Regions from separate parts of the Mus musculus genome. Here region 1 is linked to region 2. A link is a loop called in an ENCODE intact Hi-C map of the cell type or tissue named here. Cell type or tissue: gastrocnemius. All regions are shown on one strand.

Region 1 (8,000 bases), 83 kb after region 2:
CCCTCCCCCCTCCTCCCACCCCTCCTCTCCCCCCCTCCCTTCTGCCTTTAAAGCCCAGGCTGTGAAGAAATGCAGGAAACTTAGGGTACTTGTGCCTCAGCTTCCTGGGTCCCGAGATCACAGATGTACCTCCAGGCCCAGCTAAAACCGCAGCATTCTTAAAAACATCACTGAAACTGAAGTCCTCAGTGACTGCCTGAGTATTTTTCTCTAGTTAGGCTAAAGGGAGACAATCCACAACTTTAAAAGCTGCTACCAAATGACCCTGATGCCCCTGTGGCTCCCTGTGGCTCCCTTAGTGAAGTGTTGTTACGCTCACCCTATAAACAGTCATGGCTCTCCCTTCTCCACTTAAGAAAAGAGGAGAGAGAGCGAATTCATATTTAATGCATGGTTCATGCCCAATAGTTTATCTTACCTTCATAGCACAGCACTCAACTCCACTTACCCTTTAATTCCCTACCTCTAGCTCACTGAATGCAGGGTTTTCTGCTCCCAGACCTTCTGTTCTGCCCACTCTCCCGAGCTGACCCACACCCTCTCCAGCCTCTGCGCTGCCCGGCCCTTGCAGCTGAGCCGTGGGCCGTGGTCTCACTTACTTGGCAAGGCGAGGAGAGTGACATACGTCTGCAGCTTCTCAAACACGGCTGTCATCGTCTTCATGTCCTGGGACAGCTCCAGGTTCCTGGCTCTCAGTGCAGGTGTGCAGAGGGAAGATTCACACTCTTCTTCTAAACTGGGAACGGCAGGGTTGAAAGGTGAGCATCCTTGATGACGCCCCTTTCCTTGTCTCTGTGCAGCCCTGGTGTCCTGGAGCTCGCTCTGCAGACCAGGCTGGCCTCGAACTCAGAGATCCGCCTGCCTCTGCCTCTGGATTAAAAGTGTGCACCACTATGCTTGGCTTTCTTTTTTCTTTTATAAAAAAAAATTTTTGTCTAAATGTTTAGATAGATAGATAGATAGATAGATAGATAGGTAGATAGATAGGTAGATAGATAGGTAGATAGGTAGATACACACACATACACATACACATATACAATGTTTTATTTGTCTAAGTGCTTTGCCTGCATATGTCTGTGTACCATTTGTGTGTGTGTTCACGAGGAGGCCAGAGGAGGTTTCACAGGCCCTGGACCTGGAGTTATGGGTGGTTGTGAGCTACGTACCGTGTAGAAGCTAGAACTCACAGCCAGGCGCTCGAGAAGAACAAAATGTGCTCTTATCACTGAGCCACATCTCCAGCATGAGAGTAATGTATACTTAAGTATTGAAATTATTTTTTAAAAAGTTATTTATGTGGATGCACATGCCACCGCATCAATATGGCATCACAAGGCCATCTGCAGGAGTGGGTTCTACCCTTCCACCATGTGACTCTCAACAGCCGAGCAGCACAAGTCTTTGCCTACTGAGCCACCGTCTGCACTGGATTACGGTCTTAAAATAGACATGTGTCACTCGGCTTCTCATCATGACCTCTCGCAGGACTTTAAGAGAATCAAACAGTTCCAAGAAACAAAAGCAAAACCGTCCCATTTCCCTATGGGTAAAAACGGTGTAAGACAAACAAGAGAAGGCATGGAGGGGAGCCAGGCTGCCTCTGTACAGCTAACACCAGGGGCACAACTGCGCTGTGAACCTCGGTGGAGATCACCACAGCACAGAGCTGGACGCTCCCATGTCTGCAGAGAGGGCATGGGAACACGGGGCCTGCCTTGCTTTTTTTTTTTCCTGCTCTATGTGAGTGAATTGTTGGTTCAGTAATAAACACATAGAACCTTTGCTAGGGAAAACCTTAAATTATTTATAGAAGACATTTCATTTAACTGAATCCCTAAAGAGAATTAAATAAACAAAAACCGGTATTGCTGCTACTATAGGCTCACATTTAAACGTTCCTAATTGTCGTAGTCAGGGTTTCTATTCCTGCACAAACATCATGACCAAGAAGCAAGTTGGGGAGGAAAGGGTTTATTCAGCTTACACTTCCACACCGCTGTTCATCACTGAAGGAAGTCAGGACTGGAACTCAAGTAGGTCAGGAAGCAGGAGCTGATGCAGAGGCCATGGAGGGATGTTCTTTACTGGCTTGCTTCCCCTGGCTTGCTCAGCCTGCTCTCATATAGAACCAAGACTACCAGCCCAGAGATGGTCCCACCGACAAGGGGCCTTTCCCCCTTGATCACTAATTGAGAAAATGCCTTACAGCTGGATCTCATGGAGGCACTTCCCCAACTGAAGCTCCTTTCTCTGTGATAACTTCAGCCTGTGTCAAGTTGACACACAAAACCAGCCAATACACTAATATTATCAAAAATATATTTTACCATTTTCAACTTTAAGTAGGTACTTTAACTATAAAGTTCTTTAAATGTGGATTCTTAGTAATGTTTATTTAACAGTGCATAGTCATCAAGTAAAAAGGTCCATACATAACTAGAAAACATGCAAAGCACGGTGTGTGCCGCAGTCCCACGGTCAGGGGCAGGGAGGTGAGCTTCAGGGGCAGCCTGAGCCATGCAGCCAAACTCTGTTCCCCACCCTCAAAACAAAACAAACCTAGAAAAGTTAACAAGGAGACATGATTCCATCTCCTCCCTTCCTCTCCCCTAGTCATCTGCTTTATTCAATTCTGCTCCCAAAGGGGTTATTTAGATAGACAGATAGATAGACAGACAGACAGATGATAGAGCATAAAAATACATAGCCAGAGAGAGAGAGAAAGAGAGAGCATAAAAATGATAGCCATATAAAATAACAAATACTTCCGAGACACGGTCTTCACTCTGCTGCACACTGACCTAGAGTTTATAATCCACCTGCCCGTTTCCTACGGGCAGGGACTCAGGGTGTACTCTGCCAAGCTGACTTTGCAATGCTTTTGAAACACACTCAGTCTTCTCAAAGAAGCTGCACCAGTACTGTCTATTCTGTTTTAAAGTCTTTTTTTAAAAGATTAATTTATTCACATATTTTATATATATATATATATATATAGAGAGAGAGAGAGAGAGTGCTCTGTTTTTGCACACACTAAAATGAGGGAATCAAATCTATTACAGATGTTTGTGAGCCATCATGTGGTGGCTGGAAATAAACTCGGGACCTCTGGAAGAGCAGCCAAGTGCTCTTAACTGCTGAGCCATCTCTCTAGCCCCTGTCATAAAGTGTTTAAATCTTCTCATATGCACAAACCTTAGCATTTGCTTACCCAAATACCTGGAAAGTTTAGAATTCAGAAATAAGATGTCACATAAAATGTATTAATTCTTAAAAATGAAACTCTACTTTTAAAATATCAATAGCAAATTTACGTAGTTTCTAATTTTGTAATACTTTATATTTCAAGAAAATTTTTGTTCCATTGTATTATTCCTTAATTTAAAAAAAACAATAAAGATAACTTTGTAGTTTTCGATCAAATATCAAAGTATTAAAACTTGCCAGATGGGCCTGTTTACCCCTTAATGCTACCATTCAGAAAGCTGAGGCAGATGGGTCTCTATAAATTCATGGTTAGGCTAGTCTACATTGCAATTTCTAGAAATGTAACATGTGTAGTAAAGGTTACTGAATATTTAGGGTAGAATATTAAAGGACCTAGGTTCAGTGTAGATAAATATTTTACTTTATAATTTAAATAAGGTAACAATAATAACAATTAAAAGATATCATTTCAAAAATACCTAAGGATTAAGATTCAAATGCAGATGTTAAATATTCTAACTCCCACGAAGATATTAACAACAAAGGAATAATATGAACTCAAAGCCAAAATTTTTCTTCCAAAAAAATGTGGCCTTCTCAATTATTGAAACCACTGCTTATGGCCTTGTGCAATGCTAACAGTCAGCAGAGTAGAGGGCAGCTGAGAACCACAGCTGACTGACTGACTGACCACTCGGACTATTAACTCCAGGGCAAGCCAGGTCCCATCTGCAGCTTCCTCAGCTCCCGGCCTCTAGGGGAATGCATACCTTTTTAACTGATAAGGAAGGATCTTCCTCAGGAAGCGTACGTAGGAAGTTAGATGATCTGAAAACATTTTCAATTTCACAGTTGTCTCCTGGATAAAAAAGTAATTTCACAGTTAAAAGCGTTACCGGCCAATAAGAGCTCCCATTTTCTGCTGTAAAACAAGGAGGGAATTACCAGGACAGTCACAGTATCCTCTGTAATGCTCTCGAATAAGTGCAGCATTCCTTCCTCAAGGGGGCGGACATACGATGCGTTTTCATGAAGGTATTGGGAGAACTGAAAATGAGAGAGAAGCATTTGAATGAATTCCGCTGGAAGATTAGCATCAGCATGCAGGAGGTGGACTGGAAGTGTGCTACCTCACTTCTGGAAAGCCCCGCTAAAGCCCCAGATAATATTCTGTGGCCCTCATCCCAGTCCAAATCAAGGAAGCTGGAGAGGATGACAGGATGAGCGAACAATCAGGCATTTGAAGAAACAGGAGGAGACACAGCACAGCACAGAGGGCCAGCATCCCTGAGCACAGGGCAGACTCTGTGTTATGGTCCTCACCTCACTGTTCAAAACGAGCTTGCCTGGCAGCTTTTCATTTTACTCTGTACACGACTCAAGGTTAACAAATGCCAGGACTGAAATCAAGAGGAGTTAAAATGTTTACTATCATCACTGATATCAGTATGCAAACACAGCCCAGTAGCATATTGTGTATGCTTAGCATTTGTGAGGCTCTAGGTTAAATCCCGTCATGGGGAGGGGGGGGACCCCACTATATTTTTAGACAATTTAAAAACAAAGGGGTTTCACTTACTAAACATCTCAGCCATCTAGCTATGTTTGAGCTCCTGCTTATACACAGGCCCTACTGTCTTGTCTTCTACAACACTCAGGTGATCTATGGGAACTGCACACTAGCACCGTCCTGAACAGCACAAGCACTCCAGAGTCCATTGCCCACATCCGTAAAGTATGAGTTCTCTGCTACTTTACAACTCTAGGAATTAGTTTACACATTTTGGTCATCTTTTAGCAAAAGGTTTCTAAACCTTCAATAGTATAGACTTTCTAAGAAAATCAGAGGGACTTTCACAGGCTAAACAACAGAAGATGAAATACTGAGAAGTGAATGAATTCTTCAAAATAGTGAGGTGTTCTGCACAAATTCAGATTACACAAGTTATTTTCCTGGGCTTCAGTGGACTTGTGGGATGAGAACTGGTGAAAGCCAGGCAGTGTTGAGACACAGGACGGTAACTGGCTAACTTCTACCCAGTGCTCACTGCATGCAGCCACTCAGTACTTCATTCACCGCATATGGATCTACCTGGGAAATGGGCATGCCCCTCTCCCATTTTAAAGTCAAGGAAACCAACACAGAGGGATTTAAGTAGAGCTCCAAGGTTGGCACAACAAGACAGAGCTAGAGTGGGAATCCAAGAAGTCCGTCTTCAGAGTCCAGGTCTTTGCTAAATTAGTAAGCATTTGGGGTATCTGCAGGCATGACTATATCCAACCCCTAGAAGTACTACACTATGGGCACACACGGGCATGGGCGCGCGCACACACACACACACACACACACACACACACACACACACACACGCTCACTCTAGGAAGACTTCCTCAAAGTAGAAAAGCAAGGCTGATCACAGGTCACGTGTCAGGCCAGTAGAGCGTGCAGCAGGATTCCTTACTCCCCTTGTGTGTGAGCTGGCCTCAGTGGCATCCATGTATTATTTCTTGCCTTTGAACACTTCCCACTCAAACTGTTTCAGGGTCAGTCAGTGTGACCAAAATCACAACAGGAATGCCAATGGGGCTAGACAAGGGTCCCATAAGACTATAGCTTCCACATCTTTTGAAGCAAACTCCCTAAGAGATGTTAGGTGTGGTGTCATGAGAACATCAAACGCCCTCCGGAGGGCACATGAGGAACATGCTTCAAGCCTCCCTCTAGCTCTAACTTACCGGGCTTGTGAATAAGTAAATTTCAGCCTCTTGAGGTAAATCCCCCAGACAGTGCCGCCTTCAATGACTGCAGCCCCAGTGTCAGGGAAGTCAGGAGCCACAACTCCCTAGTCAGCTGACCAGAAAACCAGGGGATAGCCAATGTCTGCTGTTTGAAACTACAAAGTCCAGGGTATCTTACTGTCCAGTCAGACAAACTGGATATACTCATTAGCATTTTAGCTTTTTTAGTTAAATAAACTCTTGCAGACATCTTTATATCCTTTTTAGAATTACCTGGGTAGGCGGGCAAAAATCTCTTGGGCAAAAGAAAGCACAGGGACTGAGGGAAGTAGCAAGCAAATCTCTTTTGCTCTCAGTTCAGCCACACCGACCCTGCAGAGCCACCATACTAACTGGATATGCCCTGTCCCACGAGACGCCTCAGCAGAAGGAACGAGAGCGGGCAGAGTGCAGTGGCTTCCTGGCCCAACGACAGAATCACTGCCGCTGCACACGGGACAGAAACATGCCAGCCAATCAGCCCTCCCAGCAATCAAATGGAAACGACCACTGTGCCAGCACTGTCAAAACGTGGCACAGCTCTCAGTAAGGGAAGGCTTCTGCCCTCGCTCACCCTCCGGGCCTCCAGGAAAGCCACTTGGCTCTCCTGGCCTTCACCCCACTCCTCCCCTCCGGACTTCACATTCCAGTCACAAGTTCACTCAGCATCCCCTCCATCAGCCCCCCGCCCACCATGCTTTCCTGCTCCACAGTTCCTGCCACATAGCTACTTCTGGGAGTTGAAATAAACAAATAAAAACAACAATCACTGCCTCTCTTACTCCCTTCCAATCCTGCTCAGTCTTCAAGGTGCTCAGATGAGAGCAACATGCACCTCCCTGGCCCACTGGCTCCCACACGCTGACCACACTGGATGCTGGCCACGTGCTCCCTCGCTCATTCAGTGTGTCCCTTGATGGCTCCTTCTGCAGTCTCCTAATAACTCCTCTAGCAATAATCTCGTAACACCCTGAACTTGCCATACACTGTTTTCATGAAGACCATGACTTCCGATCTCTTCCCCGTCTCCCACAATACTTGGCTAATACACACAAGTAGTCTGGAAAGAGTCCCTATTTGTTGTCCCCATTTGTCCAGGGCAACAAAAGGAATTTTGAGTATTTACCTTCTGATTCAATGGTGATATAGTGTCTATGGCAGAATCAACAGGGAAAATTTGAATCCTCTGTTCTGTATAGGTGTGAAAGTTCAGAAGAGCCGGTACAAGATCCTGAACAAAAGCCAGGGCCTGCCCAGCTATATCTCGCATCTTCAGCTTTAAAATGCAAAATACACAGAGTCAAACAGTTGCTTTAAAACACTTGAACCCCAGTGACACCACGAAGGTCTACATCCACTTGCTCCCACTTGGACACCGGTGCCCTCCTGTCCAAGTTAACTTAGGAAGCCTACTCCCCAAAAACAAAAGCCTGCCTCAAAAAGGAAGACATCCCATAACTCAATTCTAATAAGAGAAAATCAAAGAAATATTTTCAAAATCAGTAGTACTATTATGTTGGCACATGCTTTTAATCCCATCCCTGAGTTCAAGGCCAGCCTGGTCTACAGACTAAGCTCCAAGCCAGCCAGGGATATGCAGTGAGATACTTTTTCAATAAAATTAAGCCATCGGTATAGTACTAGGTAAAGGTGTTTGCCGCCAGTGCCGCCAAGGCTGCTGATCAGAGTCCAGGACACGGTAGGAGGAGAAAATAAACTCAGACAAGTTGTCCTCAGGCCTCTGCCTGTGAGCTCTCCCCCCCCCAATAACATAAAAAATAAATTAAAAAAATTTTAAACCATTAGCACCTGAGCTCAATAAAAGCAATTCACACAGTTTAAAGAAACGAGCAGCACATGAGGTGGCACACGCGACGGGGAGCCAACACTGACTTGACTTCGTGGGACGCTGTGTGCCCCGCTGAGACCAAGAACACACTCACTCCATCCTTTACCTGGTGTCGCCTATTGTGCAGGGGAACATTGAGAGCGTTGTACAGATGACACTCTACA
Region 2 (8,000 bases):
GGGCGAGAGGGAAAGGGGGAGGGGAGGAGGAGGAGGGGGGGAGGAGGAGGGGGGAGGGGGAGAGGGAGAGGGAGGGACTAGGCCAAGCTTGGGTTTTTACAACCTCAAAGCCCACCCCCAGTGACACACTTCCTCCAACAAAGTCGTACCTCCTAACTCTTCTCATCCATTCGAACCGTTCCACACAGAAAGCAAGAAGCGATGTGGAATCACAAAACCCAGATTATAAAACAAAGTCGCTGAGGAATCCAAACCCAGATACCCTTCAGTCAAACTGGCCAGCAGGTCTTGCATCAGATAGCAGCGCCTCCAAGTTTCAACATGATGTAACTCATGGTACGACTCATGGACACATTGCAGAGCATCAGAAGAGTGGCACGCAGATGGCCTGCTTTGGGACTCGCCACTGGATCTCTGGCCTAAGGCCGCTTCTCAGTCCCACCATACAGTAGCAGAACTTCCTGCCCTGTGGGTAGGTTCTGTGTTTGAACCGTGGGGTTGTGTTTATTGAGTTACACAGCCACCAGTTTTATCTGCGTCTTCTCCATCTACTTGAATCCACTTCTTTTCTATTTCAACCTGGTAGGAGGAAACAAAGCACAGGTGAGGTTAGCAGACATGGCAAGGACAGCAGCTCTCTGGACTGCTTATCCTGACGAGAGACCCCGACCCCCACCCTGTGGACACAGACCCATCCACTGCCCCACACCCACTCCATAGTGAGGTTGTGGGAACCAAGTCCCCAGATCCTTCCTTTTGGAATCCGATCTGAAGCTCTCTAAAAATCATGGCTCTCATCACGTTTGTTTGAAAGCTGCCACGCTCTGAGAAGCTGACATGGGAACGGCCCTGCAGATTGAGCCCAGAGGGACATTCTGTGGTCCTTAAGGGGCTAACCCAAGAGCAGACAGGACATGGGCAGGGCCAGTCTCTTCTAAAGTACAGTTCCTAGCTGCTTGGGGAGGTGTGGCCTTCAGGGCAGACAAGAGGGCACAGTATAGCAGCTGCCCTCACTAACTTCACCAATAAGGAAAGAAAGAAGTGGGTCTCAACAGAAGTCAACGCTGACCTCTAAGTCTCCCTGGCTAAGCTTTTTTCCCTTGTCAATGATAGAAGGGAGAAGGGAGACAGACAGACAGACAGACAGACAGACTGACTGACTGGTTCTTAAGGGACAAACTAGGCATTTATATCCAGGCCAGGCCCCACCCCAGATCGAGAATCCCTGATTTGAACCAGGGTGCTTGGGGTACCTGGATGTTGTAGCAAGCTCGCTGACACACGTGCTTCTGAGGCTGGGCATCGCTCTCCACTCCCAGAGACCTCACCTCTGTCCTTGAGGCACAGGCTTCAAGCATGGAAAACTGGACAGTAGCAAATGGATACCAATCTGAGGGAACTTCCTGGTCTGACCCAAGTTCTAGTTTGTATGACAGACAATGGGGCTGATCAGGACCTAGAAGAAGCCAAACCAAAAAGTCAGAATGCTTCAAAGGCCAAGGGATATTCTACAACACGCTTCTTACTGTAGTAAGAATCCCATTAGCGAACTTCAAAATGGCCTGGAGGAATCCAGCCAGGCTGAAACCAGCAGCTCTAAAATCTATTATCACTGTATGCCTGTATCATCACTGTGTGTATATCTGTATCATCACTGTATGTATATCTGAATCATCACTGTGTGTATATCTGTATTATCACTGTGTGTATGCCTGTATCATCACTGTGTGTATATCTGTATTATCACTGTGTGTATATCTGAATCATCACTGTGTGTATATCTGTATTATCACTGTGTGTATGCCTGTATCATCACTGTGTGCATGTATATCTGTATCATCACTGTGTGTATGTATATATGTATCATCACTGTGTGTATGTATATCTGTATCATCACTGTGTGTATGTATATCTGTATCATCACTGTGTGTATGTATATCTGTATTATCACTGTGTGTATATCTGTATCATCACTGTGTGTATATCTGTATCATCACTGTGTGTATATCTGTATCATCACTGTGTGTATATCTGTATCATCACTGTGTGTATATCTGTATTATCACTGTGTGTATGCCTGTATCATCACTGTGTGTATATCTGTATCATCACTGTGTGTATGTATATCTGTATCATCACTGTGTGTATGTATATCTGTATCATCACTGTGTGTATGTATATCTGTATCATCACTGTGTGTATATCTGTATCATCACTGTGTGTATATCTGTATTATCACTGTGTGTATATCTGTATCATCACTGTGTGTATATCTGTATCATCACTGTGTGTATATCTGTATCATCACTGTGTGTATATCTGTATCATCACTGTGTGTATGTATATCTGTATTATCACTGTGTGTATGTATATCTGTATTATCACTGTGTGTATGTATATCTGTATTATCACTGTGTGTATGTATATCTGTATTATCACTGTGTGTCTATATACCTGTATCATCACTGTGTGTCTATATACCTGTATCATCACTGTATGTATGTATATTTGTATTACCACAGATCAGCTCCAACAAATGGCTTTAGTCACAAACATCAAAAAGGTTTTCTAGCCAAAGATAAGAACAATATTTATATGAAACAGATTTGGCCAGAGTGTGTTTTAGCCCCTAGAAAAGCTTTTTCTGAGTAGACTGAGTAACCCCCCCCCCCCCAGTCATTGATTAAACCAGTATTTAATTTTAGATAATACAAAGACAAACTTCACGTTAGGTCATAGGGTTTCAAAGCCTGACTTGTAAACTGGGCTCTTTTTGTTCAGGTGGAATGTAACACTTTTTTGTTTTGGTAGGATGCACTTTTTTTCACTACTGAAATTCCCTCTCACGGTCCTGAAAAGCTTCTCCAGGAACAGATTACAGTGCAGAGACAGGCATACTGGCCTTCAGTGTTTCAGTCTAACATTTATTGTCAGAGAAGTGAACTGTGGATTGTGTGGACGGTGATCTATGCTGAGTCAGGCAGGCTCTGGGCAAAACCCAGGGGGTACTGGGTGCACTGAGAAAGGTAAAGTGGGAATTACAGTGTGTGTGTGTGTGTGTGTGTGTGTGTGTGTGTGTAAGAAAGAGAGAGGTTTTGGACACACCTGTATTCCCAGCACGTAAGGGGTAGGAAAAGGAGGATTGAGGATGTAGGGTCATCCCAGGCGACACTGTGAGTTTGAGGCCAGCCTGAGGCCTTATCTTGAAACATCGAACCACAACAGTAAAGCCCTCTGTTGACTTCACAAGTGCCCCGTGGGCCTCTCACATTGTTCATAGCATTTAGCCATATCTAGTTTAATCTATCTTTAAATAAATGTAACTTTTAAAAATCATCTCAAGGGGGCTGGAGAGATGGCTCAGCGGTTAAGAGCGCCGACTGCTCTTCCAAAGGTCCTGAGTTCAAATCCCAGCAACCACATGGTGGCTCACAACCATCCGTAACAAAAAATCTGATGCCCTCTTCTAGAGTGTCTGAAAACAGCTACAGTGTGCTTACATATAATAAATAAATAAATATTTTTAAAAAGTCATCTCAAAAGCTAGGTTAAATTCCTGTGCTGCTGCTGATAGAGCTTTCATCAGAGCATATCTTTGGGCCCAAAAGCACGAATTTAAAAGACTTTGCCTAAATTTGTTTTGAAAGATAAACCACCTTTCATTCTTTTAATGTGTTTCTTATTGGAATGTTGACTCTGTAAGAGGCCTGGAGAGGCTGTCCCTCAGTTCCCAGCAGATGCTCCACCCCAAACACAGAGGACGGGACAACAGCGGCCTCTGAGCGGCTGTAAGCTATCCACATCACTGCAGGCGAGACTATATGCACGCAGGCACGCACCCACCCACTAGCACACAGAAAGAGATCAGAGAAGCAGAGAGGCAGGATTCCTAGTCCTTCATCCTGTGTAGACTTCCGGCAGCAGCCAGGATGCAGTAGTTCACTGACACTCAGTCCACAGCCACTTCAGTTTCTTCAGTTTCTTTTCTTCAATTTTCGTTTTTTGTTTGTTTGTTTGGTTTGGTTTGGTTTTGGTTTTTTAGTGTTTTTTTTTTTCAGTTTTACATGGCTGTTGTGAGAATGGCTAATGAGAAGAGGCAGTGGTTTGGACAGAAAGTATTTACTACGTTGCCAAGTGATTTTAAGCTAGTATATCCAATTACCATACCAGCGGGGAACTGTGTGTTCTAGACTTAGACTTGAAAATGACACTGACAATTACTTAATTTTATGTATACATTGTCCTGGAAAATGTCTTGAGGAAGTTCCCCCCCCCCCCCAATGAAACGGGATGGGGAATGCATGAGAGTTGAAGACCTAATACTTTTTAAACGGTAGTCATGACATCTGCGTCACTTCTAAAAAGCTGGTGGAAAAAGTACTTTGCTCTCAAGCTTTCTGGTGTCTTTCTCCAGGCTTCTGTCCACTCTATGGTGTTTGCCAGCACACTCTTATTCAGGATTTGAGTTGAAGATTACATGTACTGTGCCTAAAACATTTTTGTCAAACTTAGAAGTGACAGAGAAAAGCCTGCTATCTCAGTACCTACCACGAGGGGGCACTGTCAGGCCTTAGTAATTATTCTGTCAGTAACTTCTCAGCTCTGGAGTGGGAACGCAAACCAGTCTCTTAGGTCGGGTTAATAGCCATTCCCTCCTGACCCAAGATACTCCATATCTGAAGCTGAGCTACTAAGAGCTGAAAAAAAAAAAGGATGTCGGAGAACCAAATCGCAGGGTTAAGAACTAAGAAGCTGGTAACAGAGGGCGAAACAGGGATGAACCTCGGGGAAGAGAAAACTGTAGTTGAGGGCCTACAATCATCTTTCTAAACCCCAGCTGCCTCCACATGGCGACCCGCTGCCTCCACTGTCTTTGTGCCAGGGGAGACAGTTTGGAAGTCTTAGTACCATGTTCTCATAGATCAATTTTGAAATCTACCCTTTTGAATCTCCCATGGTAGACAACGATCAGAATCCTGGCTCTCATTTCCACACACAGACACGCACACAAGGAAAGGAGAGCACACAGCTAGCTATACAGCCTGAGGCTGTTTTCCCTTGGTGCTTAGACACTGTTGGTACGAAAGGGTCCAACAGAGCGTCTGTGCAGAGTGGAGGTAATCACTGTGAATTTCTTGTGAAAGTGAACCTGCCTGCCTACATCATGGAGTTGTCCAAGAATGTGTGATGTGAACACACATTGGCAAGAATGTGTCACGAGAGGATGCCCCTTCACCCTTTCACTTCACCAACTTACATTATCTCCAGGAAATTCCACCCAGCTCTGTGCTGGATTCTAGGGAGATGCAGACACCCACATGGACCCCTGCTCACCAGAACTGAGCTGTAACCACCCAGCCAGTGAGACTGACCCAGAAGGAGCTGCTCAGAGGCACCAGGAGAGAAGGGAGCAGCAGCATCAAGCCTGGAGATTCAGGAGAATGAGATGACCCCTACCTACAATCCAGAGAAGGTCCACCTGGGCTTCCTTCCTTCCTTCCTTCCTTCCTTCCTTCCTTCCTTCCTTCCTTCCTTCTTCTTTCCATTCCTATAAACGTTTCCTTAGTACCACCACAGACAAACTCTAAACTAGGATGGCATTTCTTTCAGTATGTTAGAAGCAGGACTCCAACACCACGTGGAGTAACTGGGACCAGTGGGATCCAGGGACGATCCAGGGACGATCCAGGGACTCAGGAAACCCGCCCAACCAGTGGCACGGGTTCCTTCCTGTCTGGGCCGGTGCCCTGAGCAGAACTTGGGCCCAAACTCTGCAGCCAGTCCCACAACACCCAGTGGAAGCTCCACTCCCAGGCACTCTACAGGCCCAGGATCAGAGGATCGTAGCAAGTCCTGGATACACCATCACACTGGCAAAGCAAGATTTGGATCTAAAATCACTTCTCATGATGATGATAGAGGACTTTAAGAAGGACATAAGTAACTCCCTTAAAGAAATAAGGGAGAACACAGGTAAACAGCTAGAAGCCCTTAAAGAGGAAACACAAAAATACCTTAAAGAGTTACAGGAAAACATAATCATTATCAAACAGGCGAAGGAAATGAACAAAACCATCCAAGATCTAAAAATGGAAATAGAAACAATAAAGAAATCACAAAGGGAGACAGCCCTGGAGTTAGAAAACCTAGAAGAGAGATCAGAAGTCATAGATGCAAGCATCACCAACAGAATACAAGAGATAGAAGAGAGAATCTCAGGTGCAGAAGATACCATAGAAAACATGGACACAACAGTCAAAGAAAATGCAAAAAGCAAAAAGCTCCTAACCCAAAACATCCAGGAAATCCAGGACACAATGAGAAGATCAAACCTAAGGATAATAGTTGTAGAAAAGAATGAATATTTTCAACTTAAAGGGTCAGTAAATACCTTCAACAAAATTATAGAAGAAAACTTCCCTAACATAAAGAAAGAGATGCCCATGAACATACAAGAAGCCTACAGAACTCCAAATAGACTCGGCCAGAGAAGAAATTCCTCCCATCACATAATAATCAGAACAACAAGTGCACTAAACAAAGAAAGAATATTAAAAGCAGTAAGGGAAAAAGGTCAAGTAACATATAAAGGCAGGCCTATCAGAATTACACCAGACTTCTCCCCAGTGACTATGAAAGCCAGAAGATCCTGGGCAGATGTCATACAAACCCTAAGAGAACACAAATGCCAGCCCAGGCTACTATACGCAGCAAAACTCTCAATTACCATAGATGGAGAAAACAAGCTATTCCATGACAAAACCAAATTTGCACAATACCTTTCCACAAATCCAGATCTACAAATGATAATAGATGGAAAACTCCACACAAGGAGGGAAACTACACCCTAGAAAAAGCAAGAAAGTAATCTTCTTTCAACAACCCCAAAAGAGGATAGCCACACAAACCTAATAACATCAAAAATAACAGGAAGGAAAAGTCACTATTCCTTAATATCTCTTAACATCAATGGATTCTATTCTCCAATAAAAACTTAGACTGGATACGTAAACAGGACCCAGCATTTTGCTGCATACAGGAAACAAATCAGTGACAATGACAGACACTACCTCAATGTAAAAGTTTAGAAAACAATTTTCCAAGCAAATGGTTCCAAGAAACAAGCTGGAGTAGCCATTCTAATATGGAATAAAATCGACTTTCAACTAAAATAACACACACAACTATGATTTACATGAGAAGAAACTTGAAACTTTGACTTAGCAAGAGATGCATGGTTTTAGCAAATAAATATGTTAAAGAAGAAGCCAAGAAGGATAGGATCCACATGAACACAGTACCACTAACATAGGCAACCTGAAGAAATGAAAACAGAACCAAATACTCCAGACTATTTGCCTCAATATGTCAAATGATCCCTCCACAAAATGGTGTTCAAGTGGAAAAGACATGATATCAATTTACATTTAGGTGCAGCAGATTCTAGTCAAAACATTCCAAGTCTCAAGTAATTTTGGAAACCTGAGTATATAATGTCCTCCAAGACTTTTGCAGTCCTGGGATGGAATGAGGGCAGTCTTCAAGCTATCCAGGCTTCCCAAACTAATTTGGGATATCCATGGCATCTACCCTGGAATTGACTGACGTAAACACATTGGAGCTTCTTTGTCAGATGCTGAAAATCTAGAGAAGAAAACCAAATAGCAACATCACATAACAATTTATAGTTACCAAATTACACCAGATTTTCAAAGCACTCTTATAAAGATCGCATTTGTTTCTCCTCCAACTCCTTCACCCTTTCTAAGACAACCACACATAACCAATACCCATTCTATGGTTGAATACATTAACACTCAAAATATTCAAGAGTGAGTTCTGAGATTCCTCACTGTGGAAGAAAAGGACAAATGGATACAATGGAGGATTGAAAGTACGGCTAACTTAAAAATCAATGATACGATAGAAACAGGTGTATAAAAGCTGGGGTCTTAGACAGATGCACTTAGCACTTAAAACGAGCAGAATGAATAGAAACA

The links. Hi-C counts contacts between places; a loop is a spot of excess contacts. Peaks named below come from ENCODE experiments on the same cell type or tissue, not always from the same donor. Only the 100,000 strongest peaks of a DNase experiment are listed, where the experiment ranks them.
Region 1: a loop joins it to region 2, with 2.8 times the contacts of the local background. A loop is called at or near these places in 8 of 42 quality-filtered maps.

The regions. Positions count from the first base shown.
Region 1 is chr17:88,554,845-88,562,844 of GRCm38, reverse strand. It overlaps Ppp1r21 (protein phosphatase 1, regulatory subunit 21), which reads right to left. Exons shown (of 22, transcript NM_028658.4): 8 at 7,943-7,995; 9 at 7,114-7,263; 10 at 4,155-4,256; 11 at 3,980-4,068; 12 at 600-736. Among named protein-coding and RNA genes, the nearest start is that of Ppp1r21, 29 kb to the right of the region's middle. In gastrocnemius, a CTCF peak has its summit at 4,208 (motif pointing right); DNase peaks (open chromatin) are centred at 4,213 and 6,448.
Region 2 is chr17:88,637,794-88,645,793 of GRCm38, reverse strand. Ston1 (stonin 1) reads right to left here. Exons shown (of 4, transcript NM_029858.2): 3 at 1,254-1,456; 4 at 70-579. The coding sequence ends at 505. Among named protein-coding and RNA genes, the nearest start is that of Gm38460, 12 kb to the left of the region's middle. In gastrocnemius, a CTCF peak has its summit at 4,538 (motif pointing right); a DNase peak (open chromatin) is centred at 4,550; H3K27ac peaks cover 800 bases.